2 separate regions of the Homo sapiens genome follow, and region 1 is linked to region 2. The links are chromatin loops, found by intact Hi-C in ENCODE. Cell type or tissue: heart right ventricle. All regions are shown on one strand. Links, peaks and the distances in the headings refer to the core of each region. The heading gives the core; the rest is flanking DNA.

Region 1 (11,049 bases), core at 1,641-9,640, 78 kb before region 2:
GCCTAGGCGACAGAGTGAGACTCCATCTAAAAAAAAAAAAAAAAAAAAAAGTTATGTCAAGTTTATAAGATATTTTGAGCCAGAGCCATTTCTCTCACAAGTCTTGGAATCTCTTGGAGAAAACGTCCTCTTTCTCTCTAGGGTCTCCATGGCTGTACATGCAAATCACTCTCCTCAGTGGATATGAGAGCTTTCTGAGATGCTGCCTATGGAACTTGTCTGGTCTCAATTTTCTCTTTTTTAAAAATGCCAGCAATTTCTCCTTCTTGACAATTTTCTCATCTTTTTAGAACACACACTTTTTGGAAACCCTAAAGCGTATCACAACTTTATCTTTGACATCATCTCAAGCTTCTAAACCCAGTCCCAGAACCGGACCCTTTGGAAAGTTACTTCCCAAGCACTTATTCCCTAGGCTCATCTCTTAGCACCAATATGAATGTTTTTTCAGTCATTCAACAAACCAGGGATAAAACTAAGTACCTCTCCCTCCCCCTCGCCCTCCCCCTCCTCCTCTCCCTCTCCCCTACGTCTCCGTCTCCCACTTTCCGCGGTCTCCCTCTGATGCCGAGCCGAGGCTAGACTGTGCTGCCGCAATCTCGGTTCACTGCAACCTCCCTGCCTGATTCTCCTGCCTCAGCCTGCCCAGTGCCTGGGATTGCAGGCGCGTGCTGCCACGCCTGATTGGTTTTTGTATTTTTTGGTGGAGACGGGGTTTCGCCGTGTTGGCCGGGCTGGTCTCCAGCTCCTGACCGTGAGTGATCTGCCAGCTTCGGCCTCCCGAGGTGCCAGGATTGCAGACGGAGTCTTGCTCACTCAGTGCTCAATGTTGCCCAGGCTGGAGTGCAGTGGCGTGATCTCGGCTTGCTTCAACCTCCACCTCCCAGCCGCCTGCCTTGGCCTCCCAAAGTGCCGAGATTGCAGCCTCTGCCCGGCCGCCATCCCGTCTGGGAAGTGAGGAGCGTCTCTGCCTGGCCGCCCATCGTCTGGGATGTGAGGAGCCCCTCTGCCCGGCCGCCCAGTCTGGGAAGTAAGGAGCGCCTCTTCCCGGCCACCATCCCGTCTAGGAAGTGAGGAGCGTCTCTGCCCGGCCGCCCATCGTCTGAGATGTGGGGAGCGCCTCTACCCCCCCGCCCCGTCTGGGATGTGAGGAGAGCCTCTGCCCGGCCGCGGCCCCGTCTGGGATCTGAGGAGTGTGTCTGCCCCACCACCACCCCGTCTGGGAGGTGAGGAGCGTCTCTTCCTGGCCGCCCCGTCTGAGAAGTGAGGAGCCCCTCCGCCCAGCAGCCGCCCCGTCTGGGAAGTGAGGAGCGTCTCTGCCCGGCAGCCACCCCGTCCAGGAGGTGGGGGGCAGCCCCCGCCCGGCCAGCCGCGCCGTTCGGGAGGTGGGGGGCGCCTCTGCCCGGTCGCCCCGTCTGGGAAGTGAGGAGCCCCTCTGCCCGGCCGCCACCTGGTCTGGGAGGTGTGCCCAACAGCTCATTGAGAGCGGGCCATGATGACGATGGGGGTTTTGTCGAGTAGAGAGGGGGGAAATGTGGGGAAAGGAAAGAGAGATCAGATTGTTGCTGTGTCTGTGTAGAAAGAAGTAGACATGGGAGACTCCATTTTGTTCTGTACTAGGAAAAATTCTTCTGCCTTGGGATGCTGTTAATCTATAACCTTACCCCCAACCCCGTGCTCTCTGAAACATGTGCTGTGTCCACTCAGGGTTAAATGGATTAAGGGCGGTGCAAGATGTGCTTTGTTAAACAGATGCTTGAAGGCAGCATACTCGTTAAGAGTCATCACCACTCCCTAATCTCAAGTACCCAGGGACACAAACACTGCGGAAGGCCGCAGGGTCCTCTGCCTAGGAAAACCACAGACCCTTGTTCACATGTTTATCTGCTGACCTTCGCTCCACTATTGTCCTATGACCCTGCCAAATCCCCCTCTCCGAGAAACACCCAAGAATGATCAATAAATACTAAAAAAAAAAAAAAAAAAAACTAAGCATGGCAGAATCAGTCCCTGCCCTCAAATATCTTGCAGCATATCTAGAAATTCTTAAAATAAGTTGCAATCATTTTTTAGTTACAATTTGATTCCCAGTGGGGAAGAAATTGAGATGATGACCTTGAAAGGGTTAAGAATTACCTACTGCTGGCTGGGCACGGTGGCTCACACCTGTAATCCCAACACTTTGGGCGGCCTAGGCGGGCAAATCACCTGAGGTCAGGAGTTTGAGACCAGAATGACCAACATGGAGAAACCCTGTCTCTACTAAAAATACAAAATTAGCTGGGCGTGGTGGCACATTCCTGTAATCCCAGCTACTCGGGAGGCTGAGGCAGGAGAATCGCTTGAACCCAGGAGGCGGAGGTTTTGGTGAGCCAAGATCACGCCATTGCTCTACAGCCTTGGCAATAAGAGCAAAATTCCATCTCAAAACAAAACAAAACAAAACAAAAACAATTACCTACTGCTTATACCAAATGGTCCTGTCTTGAAGTGTATCACTCTTTGGGATTGATACAACTTCACATGAACCTCAAGTGTCACAAAAAAAGTGGTAACCAACTATAGTGCATTTGCTCATGTTTCTAAAAATGGTAAACCACAGTTGAGCTAGTGTGATACTGCAGCAGAATTTTTATGACAAAGTGTGGGCTGCTCTGCAGCAATCCCTCCCAATTCAATTTGCTGATGACTCATCCATTCCAATCTTCATGTTTATAAATCAATGGAGAAAACCATGCTCTATATCTTTTATTCTGCATCAGTCTTTGCTGTTGGAATCCTCTTAGCTTAGTACAGAAAAAGAATTTTGCTTGGACACATTCCAAACTTAAATTGTCCTCTGGATTTTGTACCAAACTGAAAGAAACCAAAGAAAACCTCTCAGTTTCTGAAGCTCAGAGTGTCAGAAATAAGAGGGTCTGGATGTAGGGGCTAGTGAGCAAATAGGAAACTTTGCACTAAATAATTTTTTTTTTTAGCTGCAGCTCAAGATTTTAATTTTAATATTTTTCTGTTAATAAAATCAGTAATAAACTCAGTGTGGGAAGCTGATTTTAAAAAAGCAAACACGTACAAATAAGCAAATAAAAATCACCTGTTAATTTAGGACGCAATTGCAAAGAGGAGAAACCCACTTTCACTAGCTCAAGGCAAAAAGGGAGAATATTGGAAGCATAACAGGGACAAGGGTATTACAGTTTAATATTTACAACCTCTCCCCATTGCCTGCTTTTTAAGAAGGATTTGTGCCTGTGTGGGTGGGCTGCTGCATGTGTGTGCTGGTCAGCTCCTGGGCCTGTATTGTACTGACAGTAATCGCTGATAAAGCAGCGGATCTGTAGTAGCCTCCTCTGCTTGCACACAGCCTAAAATGCCCACCAGCCCTACTTAAATATATGTACATTCCACAGCTGTCTAGCCCTAGTTTCTGGGTTTAGCAGTACAGTGTTTGATAGACACTCACTAGTAGGTTCACCCTGGATCACATGTCCCTACAGCCAATCGCCTACCACTGAAAGGGTGGGATCATTTGGTTTAAATATGGCAGTCTAAGAAGCTCCTTCCAGAAGAGGGGAGGCTTTGAGTGGGATAGATTATTTTAGAAGATTAGGCAGGGAAGAAGTGAATGGCATCTATAGAACAAATATAATACTATCCAGAAATCATTACTGTTAACATGTCAGTGTGTTTCCTTAGTTGATATGCTGTTTGTAGAAGTATATATGTATTATATAGTTGATAAATGATAAATAAAGCTCTGTGACCTGAGCTTTTCATGTATTATAATAATCTATCATAAACATTTCTTTTTATCATTAAAATTTTTTTTCCAATTACTTTAATGGTGGCATAATACTCCACTGTAGAGATATTATTATAATTGATAAACTACTGAATATTCATGTGATTTCCAAGTATCTATCATTTTACATAAAGCTGCAATAGACATCCCTATACTTTAATCTTTGTGCTTATTTCTGATTATTTTCTTAGAGGTACCTAGAAGTGGGATCAATGCCTACAAATATTTATTTACTGCCAATTTGTTTTCTAAAATGTTTATACTAACTTGTACTACCACCCACAATGATTAGATGGGATTATCTCATCTTAGCATCAGCTCTTACCTATTTAGAAAAACGAAACAAAGCATGACACTGAAGCTTGTCACTGTATATAGTTTTTGCCTCTCCTGTATATTGTATTCAATTCCACATTTGGGGTGACCCAAGTTTAAAGCTGAGATTCTTATGGTCCCCAGACCAGTTGCATCAGCATCACCCGGGAACGTGGTAGAAAAGCAAATTCTCAGGCTCTACCCTAGACCTACTGAGTCAGAAACTCTGAGAATGGGAGCCAGAAATCTGAGTTTCAACAAGCCCTTTGGGTGATTCTGATGCATGCTCAATTTTGAGAGCCACCAGTTGAAAGCATTGAAGAGTTCTGCCTAAGCCCTCACAGTGTTTCCCCAATTTTGAGTGACCAAATATCATTTTCTTGGCCCTGACCATTTATAAGGGACAGTGTGATGTAACATAAGTATAAGGGATTTTAGTTTAGAGGGCCTGAGTTGTAATAATTGGATGGCTCCCTACTGGGTACGTATCCAAGCGCATGTCATAATAACGTATTACACTGTCATAGCTTACATTTCAAGGTGAAAATTTCTCTATATCATTTAGCCCCAATAGAACACTGGAAGGAAGTTTTAGCTAAGGTTACCCCAGATGTTTCATGGTTACACAAGAATACAAAACAAAACATGTTTTCCCCACAGAATGAAAATACAATATAAGTTTTCTTTAGCAGCTGTGGCTGGAGATTGCAAAATGGAATAGTCTGGCCACCCTCCAAGCCATTAGCACCCCCCTCCCTTTCCCCCAAGGGTGAAAGACAATCAAGCCAAAGAGAAGGAAAAACACTCTGCTCTCAACTTGACAGCTAATACCCAGAAACGGAGCTGCCGGAGCATCTGCGATGTGTCAAAATAGAGATGACAGAGAGGAGTACAGAGCACCTCACCCCACAACCTCTAGATCAGACTAGTCCACTTTGAATGGCTCTCAGAAGCAGGACCCCAATACTCATCTCAAAGAAATGCGTGACAAGATTGCAGGCATTGTGGTAGATGTGGTAGAGAAAATTGGGGAGCAAAAGTCTTTCCAGTGCCCTTCATATAGCACGCCAGCAATGACTGTCTTTTTCACCTGGATTTAATAATGCCCCCACTTCTGAGACTGTTAAGGACTGTTAGGCCCATGGCATCTTCAGAAGAGTGCAGGGTGGGATAATGGGAACAGCATAGATTTGGAGTCTGACAGTGTGAGGATAAATCTTTATGCACTTCCATATCCCAGCCGTATAACCTTTAGCAAGTTACTTAATTTTGCTGAGCCTTAGTTTTCTAACAATACCTCACTGGGATCATTGGGACTTGGGACTGCTGCAAGGGTTAAATGAGGTCATAGGCCAAGAACACAGTAATTGCTCCAAAAATGGCCATTCCCGTCATCTCTTGGACAGTACTTTGGTGTCTTCTTCACCCTGATGTGAAGGACACAAAAAATACTCTGTTGATGCTCAGAAGAAAAAAACAAATCTCATCATGCATTTCAAAACTTCTTCACAGGAAGTTCTTTTCTTCTCTATGCTCTTGTCTTTCAGTCTTTCTTTTGATACTTCATGGTGCCCCTTACAAGCCTCTTTCTCTGGAGAGTGTCTGATATGAGGATTCCCGTCACAAAGGCAGGCCTACATGACTCAGCACAGTTCTCAAGTAGACCTTCTTCCAAAGAGGGTGAAAGGAATGAGAGAGCAGGCATTGAGATGTGCTGTCTTCTGCTTGGACCTTGATAGCCTTGGGCAACTTGGCCATCAGGATTCCGTTCCGATCAGCCTCCACTTGAATTCTCTATAATCAGGTACCCAATGCTACATTAAGTCCATTACCAAATCTTTAACCCCAAAGACTTTCCAAAGGCCAGACTTGGCCTTGAGTCGATCTGGAGTTCAGGCCAGGTTCATAATTATACCTTATTTCAACTTTCCAACCCCAATCTCTACTTGGCCAATCATTTAATGACCCTGGGGGATTCAAATCTGGAGAATAAGGCAAGGACTGAATGAAATTGTGTTAATTTCTGTCCAATTTAGTTAAATTTTCTTAAGGTGTGATTGATTTCCTTAGGACCTTGGTATATGGTCCAGTGCTGCTTAGCCAATGGGTTAAGTATCTCCAGATTCCCAGATATTTTTCTACCCTTATCTATATCCCGTCACTGCATGAAGACCCTGAGGACTTAGAAGTTAAGGTCTTAATTTGATCTTGAAGATGATTTAAACTTCTGGAGTCTCATCTGTAAGGCCAGGACAGTTGCACAGAATGTTTGTTAAGATTTCCATGCAGAAACCTAACCTAATAAGACTCAGTGAACAGGGGTATGGAAATTACCAGTGGGCTGCAGCCTCACTATTTAAACATGTCTTAGTGGCCGGACGTGGTCGCTCACGCCTGTAATCCCGGCAATTGGGGAGTCTGAAGCGGGCGGATCACGAGATCAAGAGATGGAGACCATCCTGGCCAACATGGTGAAACCCCATCTCTACTAAAAATACAAAAATTAGCCAGGCATGGTGGCACACGCCTGTAGTCCCAGCAACTTAGGAGGCTGAGGCAGGAGAATCACCTGAACCCGGAGGCAGAGGTTGCAGTGAGCCAAGATCGCACCACTGCACTCCAGCCTGGGTGACAGAGCGAGACTCCATCTCAAAAATAAATAAATAAATAAATAAATAAATAAATAAATAAATAAATAAATACTTTACATGTACCAGAACTATGGGGATACAATGAGATTAGAGTAATGAGAAAGATATACATGTCTCTGCCTTCATGGAGTTTACTGTCTATTGGGAAATTCAGATGTTAAACAGAGTCAAAAATATGATGCATATTGCAAGAGTATAAACACAGGATGCTATGAACCTACTTATTAACCAAGTGTGGCTGCATAATATCGGATTATTCATTTTAAAAAATGTTTCACTCTATGCCTTGCAACCATTCAAGCAAATATCCAAGTCCATACCTCCTTGCCTCTAGGGTGACCAATTCATCTTGGCTTGCCCAGGATTTTCTTGGTTTTGACACTGAAAGTCCCATGGCCAGGGAAAACTCTCAGTCCTCAAAAAACCAGACAGGTAGGTTATACTTCTTGCCTCAGGGAAAGTCTGGGGCAGAGTTCTCTGGCTTTTGTTTTCAAAAGCCTAAATTCTTTAGGATAACGGACATGAATCCTTCAAAAATTCAATGTCATGAAGCAACAATAACAATATAAAATGGTGAAGGGACTATTCTCGATGTAAATAAATTAGAAGGACATAAACATCAAATGCAATGTGTGACTCTAAATTGGATCCTGGTTTTTGTTCTGAAGCATAATGAACATTCTTGGAATGAAACATTTTGGGGAAATGAATATGAACTCGCTATTAGATAATTTTACGGAACTATCAACAGTTTTGTTAGACGCAACCATGATATTGTGGTTTTGTAGGTGAATGTCTTTCTCTTTAGAAGACAGGCTGAAGTACTGAGAGGTGAAAAAAGATGGTGATAAATTTTTAACGATTTTTGAATTCAGTAGAGTGCATAAGAATGTTCATTTTATTATTATTTCAACCTTTCTGTATTTACGAAACTAATACAAAGTTTTGGGAAAGAAGCCAGTAACCACTAAGCAGAATAGAGATTTGGGTTAAGAGAAATGGCCAGGCATGGGGCCCACACCTGTAATCCCAGCACTGTGGGAGGCCGAGGCAGGAGGATTGCTGAAGGACCCAAGTTCAAGATGAAAGAAACTTGTCCCTGAATTGGAAAAGGCTTCTTCCAGAATGGAAGCAGGAGAAAAAAGGAAGAAAATGACTGTGCTGGTGGTGTTGACTCTAGGCATATGGGGTTATAGAGGGCCTAGCAAAGATCCTAGTGCCCCAAATTTGGCACTGAAGCAGCTAAGAGAGCCCTGACTTAATGATATGGACATCTCAGTTGCTAGATTCCCGGATACACAGATGACTGATGAACAGACACCTGGAATTTTGACCCTAGCCCAAGTTATGAGAAGAACCCAAACTGAAACTGAGATTCCATTTCCATCACCCCAAAGAGTTACATTTTCTCCACATCTGAGTTTATGGACAGCATTGAATGTCCCGTACACTAAACTGGCAAATCCAGAAAAGTTCCCCTGAGTGATATCTTAGCTAAAACCTGAAAGATTAGAAGTTTGCCAGGTAAAAAGGAGAGAATAAGCATGTCACGCATCTGAAACTGCACGTTTAAAGGACAGAAGAGTGGTGCCTTCAGATAAACTAAGAGAAATTCAGTATGGCCAGAGCAGAGGGAGTGAGGGCAAGATGGACATGAGATGAGGGTGGAAAGGCAGCCTGGAGCCAGAATGCTCTAGGCCTTCCAAATTAGGCAAAGGAAATCACCCACACCTCTCCCCTTGGGAACTCCAGGGCCCTGCTCTTCCCTCTCAATGCCTCATCCATCCTGGTGCCCATGCCTCAGGGCCTCTCGGTGTCTTTAGAATGTGCAGTCTGGGCTACAAATTAGAAGTCATCCTGATTAGGCACCAAGTTCTTGCTGTAAAAGTGATGACAAATGGAGAGAAACTGAGTCTGTCACCCATTCTGGGGGGAGCTCTTTCCACTTGAGCCCTTTTACCCACTAATGTTATTAATACACAAACCTAGCCCCTCAAACACTGCCCAAGTATCTGTGGACATTCCCCGGGGGTGTCTCATGTGTGTTCATAGACGAATCTAGCTAGTCACCACCTGGTGTCTGCATGTTGTCCCTCCTTTACTGCCCCAGCCTCCTCTGCTAGACTATACCCTATCCAATGGGCACTACAGGCACTTCCCTGGGCACAACTGTGTCCACCAGGCACCAAAGTCTCCTCCTGCAGCTGATGAGCAGCACAGAAGGTGCCAAAGCTGTGAGATGTTATTCTGAGCAGTGGCAAAAAATGCCTCCCCTCGTGATGTGCACCCTCAGATAGTGGGATCCCAAAGTCATATTCCTTGTGCTGAAATAGTTTATAGGGGTTATAGGAAAACAGGCTTTTCAGTTTTCATGTACAGTCCCCCTAGCTTTCCACAGGGCTCAGATACATGACCACAGAGGTTGGGTAGCAGGGCCTTGGCCCACAGGCAAACAAACACATATCAGACGCTACTCTGTCCCCCAAATCACTCATCTTTTCTGACAATGGAGGCTTTGTTAGTGAGTCAGGCTTGTGGTGCCTGGCTCCTATTTCTCTGGGATGACTATTCTTCTGGGAGGAGCTTCAGTCCCTCCTGTAGGGATTTTTGAATCTGCTAACTGGTTCTCTGAATATGCCAGATATCTGAACTCCAGCAGAGGTCATAGTTTGGGCTCCTCCTGGGACCCACAGCTTTTGTCTGTCTTCTATTAGACCAGAATACTTGAGAAAAGGATGGGGTCTTGTTTGCTCTCATATCCTTGAATGGTGGCATGGGCCTGGCATGTAGGAGATGTTCAATTTGTTGTTTTTATTGAAAGACCATCCCATACCTTCGGTCAGTGGCCACCAAACTTCAGCTTGATGGAAACCACTTGGGAGATTATTAAATACACAGATTTCTAGGCTGTATCTTCAGAGATATGACTCATTTGATCTGGAGTGAAGATGCAGGACTATACATTTAAATAAGTTCCTTAGTAATTCTGATGCCCGTGGTCCTTGAATTTCAGTTTGCCTCTACCTTAGGCAGGCCTGAACCAGGGCCACTATTGGCACAAAGGACCACTTTAGCTCATTTGTGAGAATTAGAAATAGTTACCCTTTTCCCCTCTAGTTGCACCAAGTCTGAGGCCAGGGTGACAGCTTGGTGAGCAGAGTTTAGGCAGTCATTTCATCCCTTTATCCCCTATGCCAAGCATCCTCGTGCTGTGTACAACCTGAACAATTGTTTGCAGCAGGCTGGTCTGATGCCTGCTCCTGCTAAGAAATAGTGCACATGAGAAATGCATCTTTGAGTCACCCAGTCCCTCAGTAAACTCTAGGAAGATGCTGGGGTTGAATTGTGCTGGTTACTTGCACCTGGAGATCAGATGAACCACTAGCCTGAGTCTCCAGACCTGTTGGGAGGAACCTGAAAAATATGGCTTGAAAGACCGAACACAGAGGTTCTTGAATTTTGCTGCATGTTGGAATCATTTTGGGAGCTTTGAAAGCTAGGTATAATGCCTGATGCTTAATGTCTAGGTCTTAACCCCAGAACTTAATTGGTAGGGCATCAGAATTTTTTTTTTTTTTTTTTTTTTTTGAGACGGAGTCTTGCTCTGTCGCCCAGGCTGGAGGGCAGTGGTACAATCTCAGCTCACTGCAACCTCTGCCTCCTGGGTTCAAGCGATTCTCCTGCCTTAGCCTCCTGAGTAGCTGGGACTACAGGCACGTGCCACCATGCCCAGCTAATTTTTTGTATTTTTAGTAGAGACGGGGTTTCACGTTGTTAGCCAGGATGGTCTCGATCTCCTGGCCTTGTGATACGCCCGCCTCGGCCTCCCAAAGTGCTGGGATTACAGGCGTGAGCCACCGCGCCCGGCCAGCCTCAGAATTTTTAAAAGCCCCCCAGGTGATTCTAAGATTCTAACATGCAACTTAAGTTGAGAATTTCTGACCTAATGAAGCCCTCACCCTGATCAGGGAGAAGCATTGACTGCTGTGTGTCTTCCTGGGGAATGGAGGACCAGGGTGGGCTCGCCCTTCAGGCCGGAGTAGGCAGCTGGCTCTCTTGCTATGTGTGGTCCAGCTTTGTGTAAATTCTTTAGGTTTTCCCTCAAGAAAAAAATGAGTACCTGTGCCTGTGTTTCTTAGAATTTCTACCAATCACTTTCATACCTGCTGTTACTGATCACTCGCCTAGATCTAGTCCTTCTTTCACCCTTCTAAAATAAAACCCATCTATTTTTTCTTTTTAAGACAGAGTCTCACTCTGTCACCCAGGCTGGAGTGCAGT
Region 2 (11,049 bases), core at 1,185-9,184:
CCTGCATGGATAGAAGGAGATTCCCTCTTAGTTGAGCGGTGAAGGGGTGTGGGAGAGCAGGGAACCATGCATGACACACCATGTGTCTCTTCCCAAAGGGGAGAAGCCCCTGTGAACCTACCTCAGGGGTCTGCTTGATGAGGCCCACCCTATCCTACTCTTTGTCCTTCATTCGACAGCATTTGTCAAGCATCCACCATATGTCAGGTCCAAGGTTCCATGCTAACTGGGGAAAGTGAGGCAATCAAGCAGCTTATCTAAGGTTTATCCTCCAGCCTTGTTAGTAGAAGAGCTGGAAGACAATAGTGTGAGGGCTCTCACTCCAGAGCCCTCACACTTCACCTCTATGCCAGATGTTTGAATGAAGGGAAGTTCTCTTAGGTGTTTCCCAGGCTTTGTCCAGGCTGCCTGCAACGTCTGCCCGTGGGATCTGACTTCCCAGCAGCTGGGATCAGCCAGCCTACAAGAGCAAGCAGAGCACTCCGAGAGTCTCTAGTGGGGTTGCCTGGCCAGTTGGCTCCTGGTCTCAGCAGACTCCTGCTGGTGGTGCGCAGGCTGGGTATTTGTGTGGACAAGGGAGTGTTCACCTCCAGTTCTCAGGACAAACAGTGCCACACCAGCTGGCTGGGATGTCTGGAACTGGTGTTTCCACTCAACAGCACAACCCAGATTTAGGTTCCTAAAACGTCCTAAGCAGCCGCCCTCTTGGATCTTTAATCCTTCCTCCTGTGCCCTTCCTGCCACCTGTAGTCTAAATTTAGTGACAAGCACAGCAGAGCACCTTCTGCCTGGGCCACTTTGGCAGGTCATGGATCCACTAATGAGTGTGCACATGTTCCATCTCTTCAGGGTTACCCATACGGGTGAAGAGCTTCTAGGGGAGCCCCACAATTATCTTCCTGGTAGGGTCTCCTGCCCTGTGAGTTTTCTTTTTTCTTTTTCTTTTTTTTCTTGTTTTTTGTGTGTTTTGAGACGGAGTCTCACTCTGTTGCCCAGGCTGGAGTGCAGTGGCAAGATCTCAGATCACTACAACCTCTGCCTCATGGGTTCAAGGGATTCTCCTGTCTCAGCCTCCCAAGTAGCTGGGATTACAGGCATGCACCACCACACCCAGCTAATTTTTGCATTTTTAGTGGAGGCGGGGTTTTGCCATGTTAGCCAGGCTGTTCTCAAATTCCTGACCTCAGGTGATCCGCCCGCCTCAGCCTCCCAAAGTGCTGGGATTACAGGCTTGAGCCACCACGCTCGGCCTAATTTTGTGTCTCATATTCTTGACTTACCATTTTTCGAAATAAGTGTTCTCTAAGTCTCTATTTCAAACTGTCGAACACCATTTGTTAACACAATATTTCATCATTTCAACATGCCATGACTTCTTCACCATTCCTCTGTTCTGGAAGTGTAAGTTGCTTCCAGTTTTTGTAGTTATACAACTCAATGATAAGCATCCTCATGCCTAAATCTGTAATGACATTTAGAATTACTTTCTTCAGATTGATTTCTGGAAGTAAGATTATAAGATAAAAGGCTATGAACATTTTTAAGCATTGTGATCTTTCATGCCATAATATTTTTTGAAAGAGCTGGGTCATCTTACATGATTTCCTCCCAGCAGTGCAGGGAGTGAATAGGCAGCGTTTCTTGTGTGAGTGAAATCAAGTTCAAAAATAGAAAGAAAGAAAGAAAGAAAGAAAGAAAGAAAGAAAGAAAGAAAGAAAGAAAGAAAGAAAGAAAGAGAGAGAGAGAAAGAGAGAAAGAGAGAAAGAAAAAGGAAAAAGGAAGGAAGGAAGGAAGGGAGGGAGGGATGGATCAGGTTCACCGGCAAATTTTAGCCTAAAGGGACAGGTCAAAAAAGGGAGAAAGTGAAGCTTTACTTCTTGCAAAGAAACAACTTTTATGAAACGGTTATGGAAATGACAGCCTATTGAGACTTATTCCACATCAAATGAGGAAGTCATCTCTTCCTCTGCTCTCCTCCCTCGGCAAATCCTCTATCCACTTCTCCTAGAACACAGGGGTAGAGCAGTGGCACCAGCCAGCTTCTTGGGAACAGATGGCTCTGCTCATCATAGTCATCATCCAAAAGGCAGAAACATACTAGTAGGAAGAGACCTTAAAGATTCTTTGGTCCAATCCCTCCCTTTATCAGATCAAAGTCTAGAAGAATGAGGTGGCTTATTCAAGAAGTGATTCACTGCTAGTTTATGGCATTCCTGGGACTAGTACCCATATCTCCGTTCACATTTGATGACAAATAAAAACAGTTGGACTTGATCTGAAGGCACAATCCTTTTATGCATGATTCCTTGCACACATGTATTCTTGTATTCGTGTTTCCCTTAAGATTTGAGGATGTGGCTGATGTCACACAGTTGTCTACAGGCTTAGAAGATTAAAAATCTGATTTAATAGGTTTCGGAGTGTCCTGGCTGATTGGTCGTCCTGAGTGAATGGTTTCTCATGTCTTTGCTAATTTTCTGGATGCTCTCAAAGGAAGTTAATTAACCTGAGGCCTCCATCCAGCTGTGCTCCAATTCAACTGATCTTGAGGTATGCCTGTCAGGAAGAGAATTATAACATGTAGGTATGAAGCTTTCTCCTTTCATATATATTGGGACACCTGAAATGGGTTGAACCTCAGACATATCCTTGCTGTTAAAAACTTAATCATTATTCAAAGCTGAGTTCAAATCCCACCTTTTGCAGGGAAAAAAAAATCTATTGAACCACCTAGGCTAAAGTGTTCACTTTGTTTTCTAAATTCTAGCCATCTATGCCAGTAGTTTGAACAAACTCTATTTGAGCATGATGGTTTTTAACTTCAAAAAATGTTCACAGAACCTGCATAATTATTCTTTTAGCATGTATGTATGTATGTATGTATGTATGTATTTTTCCTCACGTTTATTCATGCAAATAGCACAGGAGGGCACCAGCCCCAAGCAGACAGCAGCCCAGAGGTCACACCAGTCCTTCTGTACTCATTCTGGCAGACACAGGCCTCTACTCGGGAGCCTTCACGGCTGCCTGAGCACCTTTGGGAGCCTGAGCTGGAGCCAGAACTGAGGCTGGAGCTGAAGCCGTGGTCTGAGCCTTGTTTGGAGCCTTGGCCTTTGGTCAGCAGAGCCTGAGACACCTGGCAATGTGGGCATGAGCACACTTTCCAAGCCTGGGGTGGGCACTGCAGGCAAGTTGATGGGGCTTGCAGCTGACACCCTTTACGATCTTAGGCTTAACCTCCTTGGGTTTTACAAGGACCTCAATAGCCTTGGCTCTGGTACTCATGAGCATTGCTGGCCTGCATCTTCTTCAGACCCTTCTTGTTGTGCTTTGAAGCACATGTTCCTCAGGAACTTGAGGTCCGTCCACCCCCTTAAGAGATTCACATGTTTGTGATCAGGGTTTATTTATACCTTTTTTTTTTTTTTTGCCATTTGGGGGACTGGTTGTGTGTGGTATGGTTCATGGAATTGGCCATGTCTGTGTTATAACCCACAGCTTTAAAGCTCCTGGGACAGGAAGAGTAGCATCTGTCTTAAATGTCCACGATTAACAAAGGATAGCATGAAATCCTAGGCTTTTAAGAGGCTATATATTTTGCCAATCACAACATACATTTGAAAAATAAGTACAATAGTCCCCCCATTATCTGTGGGAGACACATTCCAGGACCCTCTATGGATGCCTGAAACCTTGGATAATACCAAACCCAATTGCCATCAGTTGAAACATGTTCTGTACATGTCTTCCACCCACAAAAATTAATGTCTTTTCCATCTAAACTAGGCACTTACCACACACTGTGGCAGTAACTTTTGCAGTTTGGTGTGTGACAGCCAAACTAGTACAAACTCCTTATCATGGTATTTTTATTTTTTATTTTATTTTATTTTTTTTTTTTTTGAGACAGAGTCTTGATCTGTCACCCAGGCTGGGATAAGTGGCACAATCTGGGCTCACTGCAACCTCCATCTCCCAGGTTCAAGCGATTCTCGTGCCTCAGCCTCCTGAGCAGCTGGGATTACAGGCATGCACCACCACACCCAGCTAAATTTTTTTGCATTTTTAGTAGAGATAGGGTTTTGCCACGTTGGCCAGGCTAGTCTCGAACTCCTGGCCTCAAGTGATCCACCTGCTTTGGCCTCCCAAAGTGCTGGGATTACAGATGTGCGCCACCATGCCTGGCCTTTATCATGGATCTAAACAACCTCATCATGCAGTATCTTTTCTTTCCTTATTAAGTGGAGAACTTTTATCTTTTCCCTCAAAGGAAGCACTTGATGCCTTCTCTTTGGCATACCCAAATTGCCAGCACCACTACTCTTTATGCTTTGGGGCCATTAAGTACAGTAAGTCCTCACTTAACATCATCAATAGGTTCTCAGAAACTAGGACTTTAGGCCCGGTGCCATGGCTCACGCCTGTAATTCCAGCACTTTGGGAGGCCAAGGTGGGCGGATCACCTGATGTCGGGAGTTCGAGATCAGCCTGGCCAACACGGAGAAACCCCGTCTCTACTAAAAATACAAAATTACAGGCATGGTGGCGCATGCCTGTAATCCCAGCTACTCGGGAGGCTGAGGCAGGAGAATCGCTTGAACCCAGGAGGCGGAGGTTGTGGTGAGCCGAGATTGCGCCACTGCACTCCAGCCTGGGCAAGAAGAACGAAATTCCATCTCAAAAAAAAAAAAAAAAAAAAGAAACTAGGACTTTAAGTGAAACAACATATAAGGAAATCAATTTTACCATAGGTTAATGACACAAACAATAGTTAAGTTCCCTCAGCATATTTCTGGTGACAAAACTGTCATCAAACTTCTAAATATATGCCAAACTACTCATATTAAACCTTACAATAAATGTGAGCTATGCATGTATTTAAGAAACATTATTAAAAGCAAGTAAGATAATTATTTACATTCTTATTGCAGTTCAGAGCCATGGGTAGCTGGAGCCTGTCCCAGCAGCTCAGGGTGCAAGGTGGGAACCCACCCTGGAGAGGGTGCCATTATCTCACAGCGTGCAGCCACACCCACACTCACACCCACACTCACTCATCCTGAGATGAGGTAGACATGCAAATTCACCTCATGTGCATATCTTTGGGATGTGGGAGGAAACCCACGCAGACATGAGGAGAACAAGCAAACTCCACACAGATGTCGGCCCCAGACAAGAATTTATTTTTTTTTTTTCTTATCAACATTATAACAGAGGCCGGGTACAGTAGCTCATGCCTGTAATCCCAGCACTTTGAGAGGCTGAGGCAGGTAGACACTTGAGGTCAGGAGTTTGAGACAGGGTTCTCTACTAAAATTACAAAAATTAGCCAGGTGTGGTGGCACGTGCCTGTAATTCCAGCTGCTCCGGGCTGAGGTAGGAGAATTGCTTGAACCCGGGAGGCGGAGGTTGCAGTGAGCTGAGATCATGCCACTGAACTCCAGAACTCCAGCCTGGGCAACAGAGTGAGACTCCAACTCAGAGAAAAAAAAGAAAAAAAAAAAGGACAACGTTATTCAAGGCCTTGTTATCCTGTAAAATAAGAGTCACTTGAACCCAAGCACCGTGATACGTGACAGTCGTCTTATAACAGAGATGGCTATCTAGTGACTAACGAGCAGGTAGTGTCTGCAGTGTGGATCCACTGAACACAGGGAGGGTCCACATCCCAGGCTGGATAAAGTGGGACAGTGCACATTTTAAAACTCATGAATTGGTTATTTCTGGAATTTTCCATTTCATATTTTCAAACCTTGGTTGACTGTGGGTAACAAACATCAGAAAGCCAAACCATAGATAAGTGGGGAGGAGACTACCATTTGAGACATGTCTGAGTCATCTTACAGATATAAGGATTTGTGATGCTTAGCATAACCCATAGTTTACAAGAGGTCTAGGGTCCAAAGGTTGGGAACCACTGACCTATTGCATTTATTGACAATGAATCACAGTCCTGGTGATGTTGCTTGCAACTGTCACCTAACTCTTCAGGTCTCACCATCTCCCTCAATTACACTGAATCTTTCCTGAGGACAGGAACGTCCACTTATATGCCTTTGTACACCCACAATGCTAATGGACCCATCAATTAAGGACCATTAATTGAGCACTACCCATGAGGAGGACACTGAATTAGATTCTGTGGGAGGTAGGAAGTGCAGAGTCCAGTTTCTGCCCTTCAGATCTCACATCTGGTTAGAGATATGGCAAATGCCTTTGAGAAATGAGGTAACAATTTAATGGCTAAACTTCAGAGTGAAAGAGAGGTTATGGGATAGATTAGGAAATGAGTTGAACAGATGCTGACTGCTATGAGTACAGAAAAGGAGGAGTTAAGAGTATGCTGCTGAGCTGGAAAACTATGTAGAGGGGTTTGAGTGTGTGAGCCTGAAAAAGGATTAGTACTCAGGCACTTCTTTCAACTCCTGGAAGGTGCTCAGAGAGTAACTGAACAAATACATGCATAAGAGAAACACTTTTGGTCATTTGCTCCAAGATAGGCACAAAGTGAAACCCTTACTTTTTTTTTTTTTTTTTTTTTTTTTGAGATGGAGTCTTGCTCTGTAGCCCAGGCTGGAGTGCAGTGGAGCGACCTCAGCTCACTGCAACCTCCGCCTCCCAGGTTCAGTGATTCTCCTGCCTCAGCCTCCCAAGTAGCTGGGATTACAGGCACCTGCCACCAGGCCTGGCTAATTTTTGTATTTTTAGTAGAGACAGGGTTTTGCCATGTTGGCCAGCTGGTCTTAAACTCCTGACCTCAGGTAATCCACCCGCCTCAGCCTCCCAAAGTGCTGGGATTACAGGCGTGAGGCAATGCATCTGGCTGTGAAACCCTTACTCTTAAAGAACAACATTTACTCTGAAACATACAGAAGTCAATTTTTTGAAGGTGGCAGTGGATGAAGAGGAGATGTGCCCTGAATCCCATGATCTCTTAAGATGTCGCTGGGGTCCAGAAATTGTTTAGGTGAAACTTTCACAGAAGAGAGCACTGATGCTTCAATAGTGAAGTGAGTTGGCCAGGATCATACAATCAGTTAGTTCGCAGCAGAGCTGGGACTTGACCTCTAAGAGCTGGACTTCAGGGCTAGTGTTCTTTCCACTTGATCTTGTTACTCCTAGAATCCCCTCCTTTTTCTTGAACTTGTCAAAACAATTTGTCTAAAAGGAGTTTGCCCAAGCCGAATCCATTACACCACCCTGTTCTAATTGAAATGCTAGACTGATCTTTATTCGCTTACTATCTGAACAGGCCTTAATTAGAAATTAGGAGCAACGCCTGGGTCCTGGCCAATGCCTCAAAGAAACTGTATTGGCACCCGCAATGCTAAAACCATGGTTGTTAAAGACAAACTGCTAATTACAAAATCCAAACCACTGCTTTGTGGGTTGTGGGGATCTCAAGAGAGTGGGTGGGAGATGGGGCCAATTCTGGAGGGGCCTCCTTTATTGCCATTGATTTTTGGCCACAACAGAGAGCTGCCTCCTTTTTTTTTCTTTTTTTTTTGAGACAGAGTTTTGCTCTTGTCGCCCAGGCTGGAGTGCAATGGTGCAATCTTGGCTCACTGCAACCTCTGCCCCCCAGGTTCAAGCGATTCTCCTGCCTCAGCCTCCCGAGTAGCTGGGATTACAGGTGCCTGCCACCACGCCCGGCTAATTTTTCGTATTTTTAGTAGAGATGGGGTTTCACCATGTTGCCCACGACAGGCTGAGCTGCCTCCTCTTGGATGCCACAAACCAATTAGGTTGGGAACCCTTCCAGGGAAGCTGCCTCCATCTGGGAAATATTTGGGCAGCCTGGGTGATCTGAAAAGTCACTGGGGGGGATTGTGCGGTGGCTCAGGCCTGTAATCCCAGCACTTTGGGAGGCCGAGGTGGGTGGATTACCTGAGGTCAGGAGTTTGAGACCATCCTGGCTAACATGGTGAAACCCCGTCTCTACTAAAAATACAAAAAATTAGCCGGGTGTGGTGGCAGGTGCCTGTAATCCCAGCTACTCAGGAGGCTGAGGCAGGAGAATCGCTTGAACCCAGGAGGCGGAGGTTGTAGTGAGCCAAGATCATGCCATTGCACTCCAGCCTGGGCAACAAAAGTGAAACTCTGTCTCAAAAAAAAAAAAAAAGAAAGAAAGAAAAAGAAAAGAAAAAAAAAAATCAACCCCAAATCACCAGATCATCTATGGGCTGAAGTCAAGCTGCTGGGTTAGTCTGTTCCATTAAGAAGTAACTGGCAAATTATCTGCCAAGAGATCGTGGTCTCTCCTGCATAGTTTTCTTATCTCACTGATAACTTACTTTATCATTATGAAAGACTCTACACCTTCATGCTTCCTCTTCCCTGAACTTCCCCAACCAAACCTTGCCCTCAGAGCCATAATTCATTAATTCACTCACTCAACACATTTCTATGCAACACGTCTTATATTCCAGCCATTGAGCTAGGTGCGTATAGTGTAGCCACTGCTGATATTGCCTACTAGGTGATATGGCTTCCACCTCTAACTCTACCTCTCACTGTGTGAAAGGCAAGACATTTGCTTTTCTGGTCCCTCTCCCTGCCCCTCTGGTTCAATCTCCTCACCTATAAGGTGATGGAATTGTAGAAAATGGTTCCTTTTGATTCTATCTGTATCCTTCAGGGTCCGGTTAGGAGACAGCAATCACACAGTATTTGGAACAAAAGTTTAACATAAAAAATTATTAACTAGGGCCAGGCGTGGTGGCTTTCGCCTGTAATCCCAGCACTTTGGGAGGCTGAAGCGGGCGGATCACAAGGTCAGGAGTTCGAGACCAGCCTGACCAACATGGTGAAACCCCGTCTCTACTAAAAATACAAAAATTAGCCGGGCGTGGTGGTGCGTGCCTGTAACCCCAGCTACTCAGAGGCTGAGGCAGGAGAATGGCTTGAAACCTGGAGGCAGAGGTTGCAGTGAGCCGAGATTGAGCCATTGCACTCCAGCCTGGGCGACAGAGTGAGACTCCATCTGGGGAAAAAAAAATTGGCTGGGCGTGGTGGCTCAAGCCTGTAATCCCACCACTTTGGGAGGCCGAGGCGGGTGGATCATAAGGTCAGGAGATCGAGACCATCCTGGCTAACATGGTGAAACCCCCGTCTCTACTAAAAATACAAAACGTTAGCCAGTCGTGGTGGCAGGCCCCTGTAGTCCCAGCTACTCGGGAGGCTGAGGCAGGAGAATGGCATGAACCCGGGAGGCGGAGCTTGCAGAGAGCTGAGATCGCGCCAGCCTGGGTGACAGAGCGAGACTCCATCTCAAAAAAAAAAAAAAATTATTAACTAATAGCAGGCAGTTAGCTATTAAAGGGTAAAGTGAACTCTGAAGAATACAGGACTAGCAGATAGAGGGAGCAGCTTAGGGTCCACCCTAGGGCTGAAACAGAGAACCCAAGAAAGGGACAAATTTGGAGAGTCTCCATCCCGATGCAGAGACAGAGACCTTACAGAGAAGGTATAGCTGTCACCAATGAATGGTGGAGGGAGTTGCTGGGTGTGACAGACTGGGGTTGGCAGGCAAGAACCAGGACACTTGTGGAACTTGCCAGAAGCTGCCTGTGGGGTTAAAGTGAAACTTGCTGAGGGTGAGTCCCACCCTTGACCACAGGAGAGCCACTGGAGGAGGAAGAAAAGAAAGCACCTGAGAACCAGGAAGAGAAGCCCCTTTCTCCTGCAGTATCCCTCCAGAACCCTCCACTGACAAAGCTTAACATTATGTCATCAGGTGAAGAGAAATGTTTCTGGGATTCAGCACCAGTATCACAAGCACGGGAAGTGAGGAGGAGGTGTGAAGATGGGAAGTGATAAATCGATAACCAGCATGCTGTCATTCTATACTATATGATTCTTTGAAATTTAACCTTAATGTATGAAAGAAGTGCGTAAGTTGTGTTGTACAGGTTAGATATGATCTTAGTCTGTTCTTCTACACCTTCCTCACCTCTATTCCTCAATAATTAACAAATTTCTTCAGAATGAAACCAATCTTGGCTAGGATGGCATTTCACCTCAAAACTTTAAACATGTCATAATCATGTACATATATGATCATATATCTATATTGTATATATAATTATATGATTAGTATAATAGTTACATAATAACTAAACATCTATACCAAGGACAGAGGTGGGTCTAAGCTTCTAAAAGAATAAATAAAAGATGCCAAAGATTTCAATATGCTTCCTGATGACAGCAAGTAACTTGGAGGGGAAATAAGATCCAGTGAAGTCAATATCAAACCAAATATTATCAAAAATCAGCTGAGTGACAGAAAATGTGATGAAAGTTTACAGGAGGGAAAAAGGCCCATAGGCTGAAATGGCCAAAGAAAGATTTGTGCCCGGCAGTAAAATTAGCGAAGAATGTTTAGCAATGGGTAGAAGTTGTATGTAAAGTGCAATGGGAATAGGCTAAGATGTGGCTACAGAATGAGAAACATAGACTAACTGGTCCCTTGGCTCTGAATTTGCTAACCTTAGGTTTGAACTGAGCCAGTCAGTTGCAGATGTGTTATGCGCATAGGACAGATGCCAGGAAGATGAGCATGCATGACTTCAAAGACTTGCTGGATCCTGTAAGGCTTTGTTGAAGGAAACATCATTCTACAGACTTCTCCATCATTTAGATGAACCTGTGGTTTCCATATCAGTGGACTAAGCATTTGGTAGTATAGAGGATTTGCTGCTATAATATTCAACTTCTGCTCTTCACATTGTTTAAGTGAAATATTGAAATACCGGCCGGGCACAGTGACTCACGCCTGTAATCCCAGCACTTTGGTCCCGGCTAATCACTCACTCGGGAAGCTGAGGTGGGAGGATCTCTTGAGCCTGAGAAGTCAAGGCTGCAGTGAGCTGTGACTCCACCACTGATACTCTTCCCCAGGTGTCCCTTTGCTGGCGGGTGGATATTTTCCAGGGCGTTCTTTCACAGAAGACTCAGCTTTCTGATAAAATACCTGATAAAATATATCTGTAAAATATTGCATTTACTACTTACAGGGCATGCCATGGGGCTCTGACAAATAGAATGCAA

The links. A loop is a pair of places that touch in the nucleus more often than their neighbours do. Peaks named below come from ENCODE experiments on the same cell type or tissue, not always from the same donor. Only the 100,000 strongest peaks of a DNase experiment are listed, where the experiment ranks them.
Region 1: it touches region 2 in a loop (10-fold over the local background); 2 of 110 quality-filtered maps call a loop at or near these places.

The regions. Positions count from the first base shown.
Region 1 is chr15:70,861,885-70,872,933 of GRCh38, reverse strand. It overlaps a transcript of LRRC49 not described here. Among named protein-coding and RNA genes, the nearest start is that of LARP6, 13 kb to the right of the region's middle. RefSeq lists enhancers at 1,127-1,684, 1,685-2,240. In heart right ventricle, for the core only: no CTCF peak of the experiment used is centred there; a DNase peak (open chromatin) is centred at 4,899; H3K27ac peaks cover 4,037 bases.
Region 2 is chr15:70,783,442-70,794,490 of GRCh38, reverse strand. No RefSeq gene overlaps it. Among named protein-coding and RNA genes, the nearest start is that of UACA, 25 kb to the right of the region's middle. In heart right ventricle, for the core only: no CTCF peak of the experiment used is centred there; no DNase peak of the experiment used is centred there; H3K27ac peaks cover 286 bases.